Linked DNA regions of Homo sapiens: region 1 is linked to region 2. A link is a contact called in ENCODE Hi-C data. All regions are on one chromosome and are shown on one strand. The core of a region is the stretch at or near the end of the contact, and the rest is flanking DNA. Distances in the headings are between cores, read along the strand shown.

What was found. Hi-C counts contacts between places; a loop is a spot of excess contacts on that map. Pooled maps may share reads with other maps.
Region 1: a loop to region 2 is called in a pooled map, with 3 times the contacts of the local background. The contact joins two enhancer-like sites. A Hi-C loop is called at or near these places in 1 of 168 maps with a recorded cell type or tissue (cardiac septum), 2 of 37 single-sample maps with no recorded cell type and 2 of 50 pooled maps.

The regions. Positions count from the first base shown.
Region 1 is chr6:137,634,471-137,639,879 of GRCh38, reverse strand. No RefSeq gene overlaps it. Among named protein-coding and RNA genes, the nearest start is that of LINC03004, 28 kb to the left of the region's middle. RefSeq lists a silencer at 2,497-2,556 and an enhancer at 5,371-5,409. Within about 2 kb of position 2,564, at least 2 of the 41 ENCODE cell types and tissues checked have a DNase peak (open chromatin) inside an H3K27ac peak, as active enhancers do.
Region 2 is chr6:136,717,536-136,723,244 of GRCh38, reverse strand. MAP3K5 (mitogen-activated protein kinase kinase kinase 5) reads left to right here. Exons shown (of 30, transcript NM_005923.4): 2 at 2,656-2,795. Among named protein-coding and RNA genes, the nearest start is that of MAP3K5-AS2, 64 kb to the left of the region's middle. Within about 2 kb of position 3,529, at least 5 of the 41 ENCODE cell types and tissues checked have a DNase peak (open chromatin) inside an H3K27ac peak, as active enhancers do.

The DNA of each region.
Region 1 (5,409 bases), core at 1,315-3,814, 920 kb before region 2:
ATCGTCTGGGAATTGAAATAGAATGTTGGAGGTATCCAAGGTTACATATAATATGAAAAAATGTATAAAAAGAAACTACATTTGTTCCTCTCCCATAGTTTTTGAATATGTTATTAGTCCAATGGATCTTGGTAATTTCAGTGACAGATACTTATAATGATTTAACCAAGCCTGAGAACCTATCTGCAGAAAAACATGCAGTCTATCATGTCACCTTCATTTTCAGAGGAATTTCTCAGCCTTGAAACTCAGTAGGCCTAGGTTCAGAACCCTTGCCTGAGACTTCTAGGAAATAATGAGCCACTGTATACCTCTAAGGTGTGTCCCCCTAAAATGTTCCTTTCCCGTGTTATACTTTCTCTTTCATTTCTACATTTAGGACAGTGGTCATTTTCTAACCAGATGATGACTTTAGAAACACAAATTGTGGTTTTATTTAACATTGCAGGCAAATCCTGTAGACCGTGATCCCATAAATACGTGTTCATTCTGACTAACCCAAGATAGTGTGGTTAGAGGAAACCTTTGAAAACCTTGTTTCTTAATATAAGCAAAAATGGGAGTCTTTTAGTAATGAAAATTTGCAGTCAAATTCCATTTTTGTCTTTTATCTTCTGGTCTTTATAAGACCCTGGCAAGAAAAGACCCAACTCCTTCAGGCTAGAGTGGCACAATGAGGTAACAGCCTTATTGAAGTTTTAAACAAGAAGCCCATGAGCTAGTGCTCTTAAAACCTCATGGCAAATTTTATGTATGTTTCAGATCTACTCTGTAGGTTGCTCAGCAGAGGTCCCCCCTTGGCCACTAGCACACATAGCTCACACCAACTGCATACATGTGCCTGCTGCTGTTCTAGAAGGGTTTCAGATAGAAATCCATTTAATCCTCCCAACAACCTGAAGGAGTACAGGAATGTTATTCTGCCTATTTTAGATGAAACTGAGGCCCTGGATGATGAGTTGCTTGTCTCAGAGCCCACGGTGGTAGAGTCAGGATCTACACTCAAGCAGTCTTGTTGCAGAGCCTGTGTACTAACTTATATGCTCCTCTGATATACAGACATTATTTTTTCAAAACAATGGCCCCAGGTAGTAATGGTACTATTCTTATATCTTCTGTTTTGAGGGGATCTGCGACTCTGGCTCGGGCATTCTCTCAGCTCTCCAGTCGTTGAAGGATTTCTCTCTCTCTCTCCATCTCTCTCTCTGGCTCTCACTCTCTCTTTCTCTCTCTGCCACCACACACATGCAATTCAGTTATACATTTGTTCAATTAGGCCTAACCTCCAGTGCAAGGAAAGCAGCAAGCTTTACACTGCTTTCCCATTGGAGGGGCAATAGGCACTCAAGTCTGTCTTCTCCATGAAAGGAAGTCACAAATTTTCACTGAACTCTTCCACAATCAGCATAAAATAGTTATTTAGGGTTTGCAAATAGAAATAGAGAAAATTTTCATTGTGAACTGTCTTCCTTTCCAAAATTTTTTGTGTTTTGCTGTTGTTTATCTTGTTTTCTTGAGATAAATGTTTGTGTTTCTCATTTCCCCTCTTGGCCAGTTTTTCGGTATAAAAATTTTTGAAGCTGATACTTACAAACTTCTAACTCCTCTCTTCCTTTGGGCTTAGATACTTACCCAAACTGGAACTATATTTAAAAGTCTCCTTAATTGCAAGACCTTGACTTTATAGAGGTAAAAGGTCAATTTTAAAACCCATACCCTATACAGTAACCTAACTCAATTCAGGTGCTTTGATTGGTTCACTGCTTTGACAATTACAAGAAACACCACTAGCATCTGAAGAAATTGAAATCCCAGGACTGTCTTCACATCTAAATCCACAATGGTGCCTGGAGCAAATCATGGATCAAAATATCTGATTGGCCAACAACTGACTGGTAATTGTCCATAATTGATTCTCCTGTAAAGTGCAAATGATAGTTAGTTAACAGCAAAGAAATTGAAATATCCTCTCTTTAATGGTAAATTTTATATCTTCATTTAATTTTCAAAAGGCAGGAAAAATATTTTATAAATATCAACCTCCTAGGTCAATTTCTAAAACTTCCAACTTAATAATTGTTTAATATATATTTTGAGTTTTTTTTCTTCATGCAGCATGTATGTTGAGGTCACAGTATGTGAACAGATGGAATATATGGCAGGGGCCAACTAATTAACATTAAAGACAGGGGACCCATTGTCTTTCTATAACTCCCATCCATCTACCTTCATTTCTGTCACCATGGTACCTAGTGGTTCAATTACTGAGTGTTGTGAATAAACTATTAAACAAAACCAACTCCATATAATGCTGCTACTTGATGTTTAAGAAGCTATGCTTGAATATTTTCTAAATCACTGAAACCTTCTCAATAATTTCCTCTGATAAAGGAGGTGAGACTGTAGGGGTTTTTGTGCAATTTATTTAGTTTACAGACCAGTGGAGTGGGAACTGGCATATTTTAAATTGCATCATTGACATTCTTGTGGTTTCTAGCTGCAAGGGCCAACTCTAGAATGCCTCTGAGGTTGAGCCAAAGGAGCATGAGAAAGCATGTGGTTCTTATAAGCCCATATCACATGTAGCATGCTGGGGATTTCAAAAAAGCAGGCATTCTCCAGACTTGAATTAACTCCTGCTTCTTCCCAGAGCAGCCATTTCCTCATAGACTCGGATGGAATCAAACCAGGAAGCTCTAAGCAGCATGAAAGCTCTCAAATGTGACCTGTGAGTTTTTCCTAAGTTTTCTTGGCAGCCTGTGGCAGAAGAGCACTGAAAATAGATGCAATAGAATTACCATGTGATCCAGCAATCCCAGGTATATATTCAAAAGAATGCAAAGCTGGATCTCAAAGAGATATTTGCACACCCGTGTTCATTGCAGCACTATTCACAATAGTCAAGATGTGGAAACAACCCAAATGTCCATCAACAGATGAATGGATAAAAAAAAATATGGTATATACACACAATAGCACATTATTCAGCCTTAAAAAAGAAGGAAATTCTGTTATATGCTGCAACATGGATGAACATTAGGAAAGGAGAATGGTGGTTGCCAGAGGCTGGGGGAGGGGGAAATGGACAGTTGGTGTTCAATGAGTGTAGTTTCAGTTTTGCAAGATGGAAAGGTTCTGGAGACCTGTTGTATAACAATGTGAATATACTTTACACTACTAAATTGTACATTTAAAATGGTTAGGATGATAAATTTTATGTTATGTGTTTTTACCACAATTTTAAAAAATACAGTTGACCTTCAAATAACACAGATTTAAACTGCATGGGTGCACTTATACTCAGATTTTCTTCCACCTCTGCCACCTTTGAGGCAACCAGAACAACCCCTCCTCTTTCTCCTCCTCCTCAGTCCACTCAACATGAAAATGATGAGTATGAAGACCTTTATGATGATCGACATGGCACTTAATACATAGTAAATATATTTTCTCTTCCTTATGATTTTCTTAACAATATTTTTTTTCTCTAGCTTACTTTATTGTAAGAATACAGTATATAAGTCATAAAACACAAAATATGTGTCAATTGACTGTTATAGGTAGGACATCTGGACAATAGTAGGCTATTAGTAGTTAAGTTCTGGGGGAAGTCAAAAGTCATACATGAATTTTCCACTGCAAGGGAAGTTGTCAAGGGTCAATGGTAACTTCTAGTGTCCCCTTACCTTGAACTCAGGGGTTGTAATGAACTCAGCAGCTGGTCTGCAGAGGACCTTAGTGAGGTAATTCTGATTGGAGAAAGCTACTTTCCAGCTAAAATTACTTGCATTGGAGTTGACCAATGTGTAGAATGCCTGCCAGAACCTACATCCCAGAACCCTACTGGGCTGCCCCACTGCCTCGAAAGCTATTGTGGAAAGCCAGGAATCTTCTGAGAGTCTCTAAGTTCAGATGTGGAGAAAGATGGCACAAATAAAGAAACAAATCAACACACCAGCAAATGTGTTTGACTCGGGGAGGTGTCTCTAGGGGACAACGTTAACTTGGGGTAGCATATCCACATATCTTTTTTCCCGACATGCCCCAAAACTTGCAGAATTTTATACCTGGAAGGAACAATAATAATCAGTCAGAAGAAATATATTACCTCATTTCATAAGAGGAAAGTGAAGTGAAGGAAGGTAAGAGACTTACTTACGCAAGGACCTCCAGAGAAATGATTAGAAAGTTGAGTTTAGGATTCTCAGTCTCAAGGGGGATTTTAGGCAGAATCCATTCTTGAATGAGACATGACAGGAAAGACCAATATTAACAAACACACGGGACAAAACTGGCTCTATTTTTGTTGAAAGGAAAGCAGAGGTGGCAGGAACGGTGGGGTGTCATTTCCCCTCTCCACACCCCGAGCCCACCCTGGGCCCTAGAGGCATGCCTGTGACTGCCTGTGCCTCAAAACTCTGTAAGGCACAGTTTGAAGAGCACCCTAGCATACCACCACTTTTCACTGGACACTCCCACTACAGCATTTATAGAGGAGGTCATTATCTTACTTTGTAATTTTTGTTTGCATGTCTGCAGGAAGAAAGTTCAAAATAATAGCTACCATATATTGAGTATTTACTGTGTGCTGGCTTGCTGGCTAAATACGTTACAGACATTATTTAATCAAATCCACCCAAAAAAGTTATTGTTTTATCCCATTTTGCAGGCGGAAGAAAAAGGCCATGTAAAATAGGTTGCTTATAAGTGGCAGGACTGGGATTCAAACACAATTATGACCAAAGACCTGTGCCTATAACCAAAGCAGCAATCAGGCTTGTGATTGGTTCATCTTTGGATGCCCATTACCTAGCATAAGGCCAGTACATAGTAGGTGCTTCATAAAAATGCTTTGATTGAGATTCCTCTGGTTCACAGACATCATTTTAAAGTGCTAAATTTCTACAAAAAGAATAATTTTAAAATGTTAAACATTTAAAAAACAAAATTGTCAAAAGAAAAAAGAAATAATTTAAAAACTACAAGCGCAAATTTCTCAGGGAAGGTTAATGACTATCAATCACTCACACGTAAGTGTGAATTGGTTAAATCTGGTTGCTTTAACTGTTAGCTCTTGCCTAAGCCGCGTGGAATCTAGTGTAGTATCTAAGATCATTAACTAGAGTTGGGCTCTTAAAATCTTCTCTATCATTTAGTGGCTATGTAACCCTGGGCAAACCATCTAACCTCTCTAACTCAGTTTTCCCATCTGTAAAATGGATATTATGGTAGAATTTATCACCTGGAATTACTGTCTGGATTGGATGAATTTATTCAAAAGTATTTAGAACAGAAATTGGTCATAGTAAGCACTCAATAAAAAATAATATATTGGCCGGGTGCAGTGGCTCACACCTGTAATCCCAGCACTTTGAGAGGCCGAGGTAAGCAGGACATTTGAAGCCTGGA
Region 2 (5,709 bases), core at 2,280-4,779:
TCCCATTATTTGAAATTATTATATACATATATATCATTATTACATATATACACATACACACGTATATAAACATTTTCTTACTGATAGGTATTTAGACATTTTCCATTATTTTATTGTAAAAAAATATTTTTTCAATGGACGGGTAAATCTATTCACATTTATAATAATTTTCTCAGAGTAAATTCCAAGGAATGGAATTATTGGGTCAGAGTGTACATAATTTTTAGGATTTAAGCCTTCTAGAAAGTTTACACTTGGCTGGGGTGTGGTGGCTCATGCCTGTAATCCCAGCACTTTAGGTGGCTGAGGCAGAAGGATTGCTTGAGGTCAGGAGTTTGAGACCAGCCCGTGCAGCATAGTGATACCTGTGTTTACAAAAAATTTTAAAAAATTAGCCAGGCATGGTGACACATGCCTGTAGTCCCAGCTACTCAGGAGGCTGAGGCTGAAGGATCGCTTGAGCCCAGAATTTTGAGGCTGTGCATATATAGTGAGCTATGATTTTGTCACTGCACTCTAGTATGGGCAACAAACTGAGAACTGTCTGCCTTAAAAAAAAAAAAAAAAAAAGGAAAAAAAAAAGAAAAGAAAGTTTACACTTCCCACAGCATAAAAGAGTGTCATTTCTCTGCATTTTCATTGACTCCTTTACTTTGCCCACTTCTTAGGCAAAACAATTGGCATTTTATAGTTGGTTTAATGTGCATTTATTAGAAGCAAGATGGAGAGTAATTTCTCATATATTTATTTACCATTTTAAATTTCCATGAATTTGCTTGTTGATGTCTATAGCATGATTGTCTAATGTAATGTTTTTATCATTGCTGAGTTATTTTAAATTGATCATAAGAGATGATTTATAAAGATATTAACCTTTCATCTCTCACATATTGCATATATTTTTAAGAAATTATCTTCTTTTAAATTTGTTATATATTAACATTTTCATTGTAATTATGAATGGCTTCTGTTTTATATTTCCTAAATGTTTATTGCAATTGCAAAGGAAGCTCTTTGTTTTCATAATAGTTTTGCATCTTGATGCCTTACTAAATTGTATTATTACTTCTAATAGCTATTCAGCTAAGTCTGTTGGGGTATTTGGTTGACATCCACAACATCTGCAAATAGAGATAATTATCTATTTTATTTTCTAGAATTATATCTTCTTACTTTCTAGAAATCTTATTGCAGTGGCTGGGATTTTCAGAAAGCCATTATATAGTAAGTTGTGGGAATAGATGACAGCCTTTATTTCTGATTTTCATGGGAATACCTAGATGCACAAAGTTGGAAGTTGTTATGAAACATATATTCTCTATGTTAAGGAAATGCCCTTATATTTTTAATTTGAAGTTATTATTTTTTAATTTAAAATTTTTATTCTTCTTAGAGCTAGGGGTCTTGCTCTGTTGCCCAGGCTGGCCTCAAACTCCTGGCCTCAGGTGATACTCTCAACTCAGCCTCCTGAGTAGCTGAGATTACAGGTGCGTGCCACTGTGCCCAGCTCAGCAATTATTTTTAATGAGAAATGGATTGAGAATTTTAATTAATGTACTTGGAGCATGTTCGAGATGCTGATGAGTTTTTTCCATTGAGCTATCCTTGCATTCTGCAAATAAATTTTAAACTCACGATCTAGGTCTTATAACACTTGGTACATTTTGTTAGTTTTTCTTTCATATTTTTGTTTATAGCCATAAAGGAGTTTTAGACTAATCTAAATTTCGTTTTTGTGACATTGTCAAATTTTGATATCAAATTTCTACTACCTTGTTACTGGTCATCTTTGAGCCTTGGATGGATTTGCATCTGTGGTTATATTCCCCTTTGTTATATTTTCTATACCTTTTTTCTCTCTTTTGTTCTTGATTATACTTACCAGGGACTTACTAGATATCAGTTATTTAACTCTAAAACCCAGTTCTGGATTAACTAATAAGCTTACCTATTTATTTTTTAAAAATCTCGTTTTATATATGTTACTGCTATTTTTTAATGAATCTGTTTTTTTTTTTTTAATTTCCTTATTTGGAACCTTAGTTAACGTGTTTTAATGTTGAAATTTATGAGAGAGCATTAGCCCCTGCTTCCCACCGTTGCAAATTCTCCTCGGTTTCCAGTAATCACATGATCTCCTTCTTCTTTAAAAAAAATGCAGGTTTGGGCCAGGCATGGTGGCTCACACCTGTAATCCCAGCATTTTGGAAAGCCGAGGCAGGAGGATTATTTGAGGCCGGGAGTTTGAGTTCAACCTGGGAAACATAGGAAGACCCTGTCTCTAAAAAAATTTTTTAATTAGCTGGGCGTGATGCCACATGCCTGTAGTCCCAGTTACTAGGGAGACTGAGGTGGGAGGATCATTTGAGCCTAGGAGTTCAAGGCTGCAGTCAGCCATGATCATGTCACTGTACTCCAGTCTGGGTGACAGAGCAAGACCTTGTCTCTTAAAAACAGAAAAAGGAGGTTTGTTACATTTTATAAAACCACTTCCAGGTAGAGCTGCAAATTCAAAATTCAGTGATAAATGAAGAGAGAAAATCCCTATCGTTTCCTTATTTCCTCTTTTGAATACTAAGATAATTCAAACCAAAATGTGCTGATTGGGCATTATTTGGGTGTCATTCTTTGGGGGACTTTGTTTTCTGTTTGCAGATATTGCGGTGGTGGAGATGAGCGATGCCTTCCGGCAGCCGTCCTTGTTTTACCACCTTGGGGTGAGAGAAAGTTTCAGCATGGCCAACAACATCATCCTCTACTGTGATACTAACTCGGACTCTCTGCAGTCACTGAAGGTACCTCCCTTGTTTACTGAATGTTTCATTTTAACATCAGCATTTCAGGGATACCGGTTTGTCATCCAAACATTTTAAGTAGCTTTTATTTGTGAAAGACTTTTATATGTTTGGTTAGTATGCATCAATTACTTGTCAAATTGGGAGGTTTATCGAGAATTCACTGTAGAAATTTGATGACACGAGTAGGAAAAAAGTTCACACTGAGTTCTGAGTTTCAGTCATGGTTGTAGCGGAGGAGACTGTGTTAATAGGAAGTCATTAGCGCCGACGTGGAGAAGGGAGATTGCATAAGGTATGGTCAAGCCTCCATGCTTTGTCACTTTTGGGAGCTTCATGGTGCCCACCAGTCTCCCAACTAAAAGTACACTTCCTACTTGAAAGTGCTCTGAGAAATTCTGAGTATACCCAAATAGTTGCCTTCCTCTTTCACTAGGGTATGATTTAAACTAAGATGGGAGAAAAGGAGGAGAAACTTACTATGTTTGTCTACAAAATTCAACCTGTCTCGATGTCATTCTCTCCAGTAATAGGAGCTTACTGCTATAAAGGCATTTCCTCCATCCAAAGAAGTTTGCCTAAAATGCTTTTTGCAAGGCCAAGTGATTTTACACTGTGTGATTCTTTGAAAAGCATCCCACAGTTCAGTGAATCGCATGCTGAGCTTGCCATCATCCATTTCCTTTGTGAAACTTCCAGCTAGCTTCATGTGGCTTTTTCTCAGCTCTGTCTTCCAGTTCCCAAATCTGAGCCAACCTTGGGACATTGAGCTCTAGAATCCTTAACCATATTACTAATGACTTAGCAATTGTTATATGAGTATCTCTAACCCATATTTCATGCAAAAAAGTCAGTAGTATTTTGCATTCTGAGTATTTAAAGCATGTGTGGCTTTCTTTGAGAAATCTGCAGAACTTCATTGAGCAAACATACCTACTACATGCCAGGCATTGTGCTGGTGATTGACAGGTATATCCCTTTCCAGAATACTCTGAAACAGTTCTAAGAGATTTGCCCCTACTTGTCCTAAGTCTGTTTTTTTATCCTAGAGCAATCCTTTACCTGGAGCAATCCTTAAGCCCCTCCTTAATTTTCCTCCAGATTTACCCCTTTAATTAGTACATCATAAAATGTTGTAACTCATTTTTAATTAGACATTTTGATTTGCTGCTATTTGCAACCCATATTAGCATTTGATGAAGGAATTATTTTATTTAGCTCTTTTCATTTTTCTTTGGGTTAAGTTTATGTATGTATGTATTTATTTATTTATTTAGACAGGATCTCGCTCTCTCACCCAGGCTGGAATGCAGTGTCGTGATCACAGCTCACTGCAGCCATGACCTCCTGCGTTCAAGTGATCCTCCCTCCTCAGCCTCCTGAGTAGCTGGGACTACAGATGCATGCTACCTCACCCAGCTAATTTTTCTCTTTTTTGTAGAGATGGGGTTTTGCCATGTTGCCCAGGCTGGTCTTGAACTCCTGGGTTCAAGCGATTCTCCCACCTTGGCCTCCCAAAGGGTTGGGATTATAGGTGTGAGCTGCCACACCTAGATCACCTAGATAGATTAAGTTTATTTAAGCAGGCCCTATTATGTTGGAGATTTTTTACTTTCTACATTTTTTTGCTCTTGCTCCTGCTAGTATCTGGTGGTTTAATTTTGTGCCCATTCTTTCCTAGGGAAGTATTTTTAAATGAAGCAAACTTACATTTGAGAGAAAGAGATAAAGCTAATCTTACCACACATATGTCCGGGACAAATAAACTGGCTTATTGTTTTAAGCTAGCCTTTGTCTAGGAGTGTTATTGGCATTTGATTGAAGTAGTTCCTTAAAAAGGCTAATGATGTCTAAACTGTGCTCATTTATCTTGTACATATTATCTGCTTCTTATTGAGTATTCACTATGTGCTAGGTACCAAGTGCTTTATCTGCATACATTTTCAAATTCTTAAAGGAGAGGCTGGGTGTGGTAATCCCAGCACTTTGCGGAGCTGAGGCAGTTGGATCACTTGAGGCCAGGAGTTCAAGACCAGCCTGGCCAACGTGGTGAAACCTTGTCTCTACTAAATACAAAAATTAGCCAGGTGTGGCAGCACATGCCTGTAATCCCAGCTACTTGGGAGGCATGAGAATCTCTTGAACCCAGGAGGCAGAGGTTGCAGTAAGCTGAGATCACACCACTGCACTCCAGCCTGGGCGACACAGCAAGACCCTGTCTCAAAAAAATCACAAAACAAAGAATAATAATAATAATAATTCTTAAAAGAGCTCTGTAAGATGTATTTTCTATTAGCATTTTTTTAGTATCACAAACCGAAGCTCAAAGAAATTCAATCATTTGCCTAAGGTGATATAGCTAGGAAAATTTGGGATTACGACTGCCTGACTCCAAAGCCTGTTGCCCTTGACTGCTAAGCATTATTGTTAGTTACTTCTAGTTAAAATTATATCATATATTCCTGCTGAGTGTGTTCATTTAGAAAAGCCTATCAGCTATGCCTCCTGAGTTTTCCTAGGTAACATCCTTCTTTTTTTCTTTTCCCTTCTCCTTTCTATTAACTTAAACTTTTGCTGTTTTCTTATTTAGACTATTCCTAGCCTGGTAGGTCATGTGTCTGGTTGCAGAGGACAGAAATATCTGGGATAGGAAGCATATTTGGCAGTCTAGCAATTTCCTCTGAGTCCTGAAAGTTCCTCAGGTCCTATGCTACCGAAAAGAGTTGGTGTGTGTGTGTATTTTTAGTTTTATTCATTTCTGGTCAATTAGTTAAAGATGTAACCCTTATTCCTGCCATTGACCAACAGATAGGAAAACTGCCATGAAAGAAGCAGAACAAGAGATATTTAAAATAATATATCATGTAAGGATTAGCCAAGTGAAATAAAAACAAAGCATTTCTCTGTTTTCACA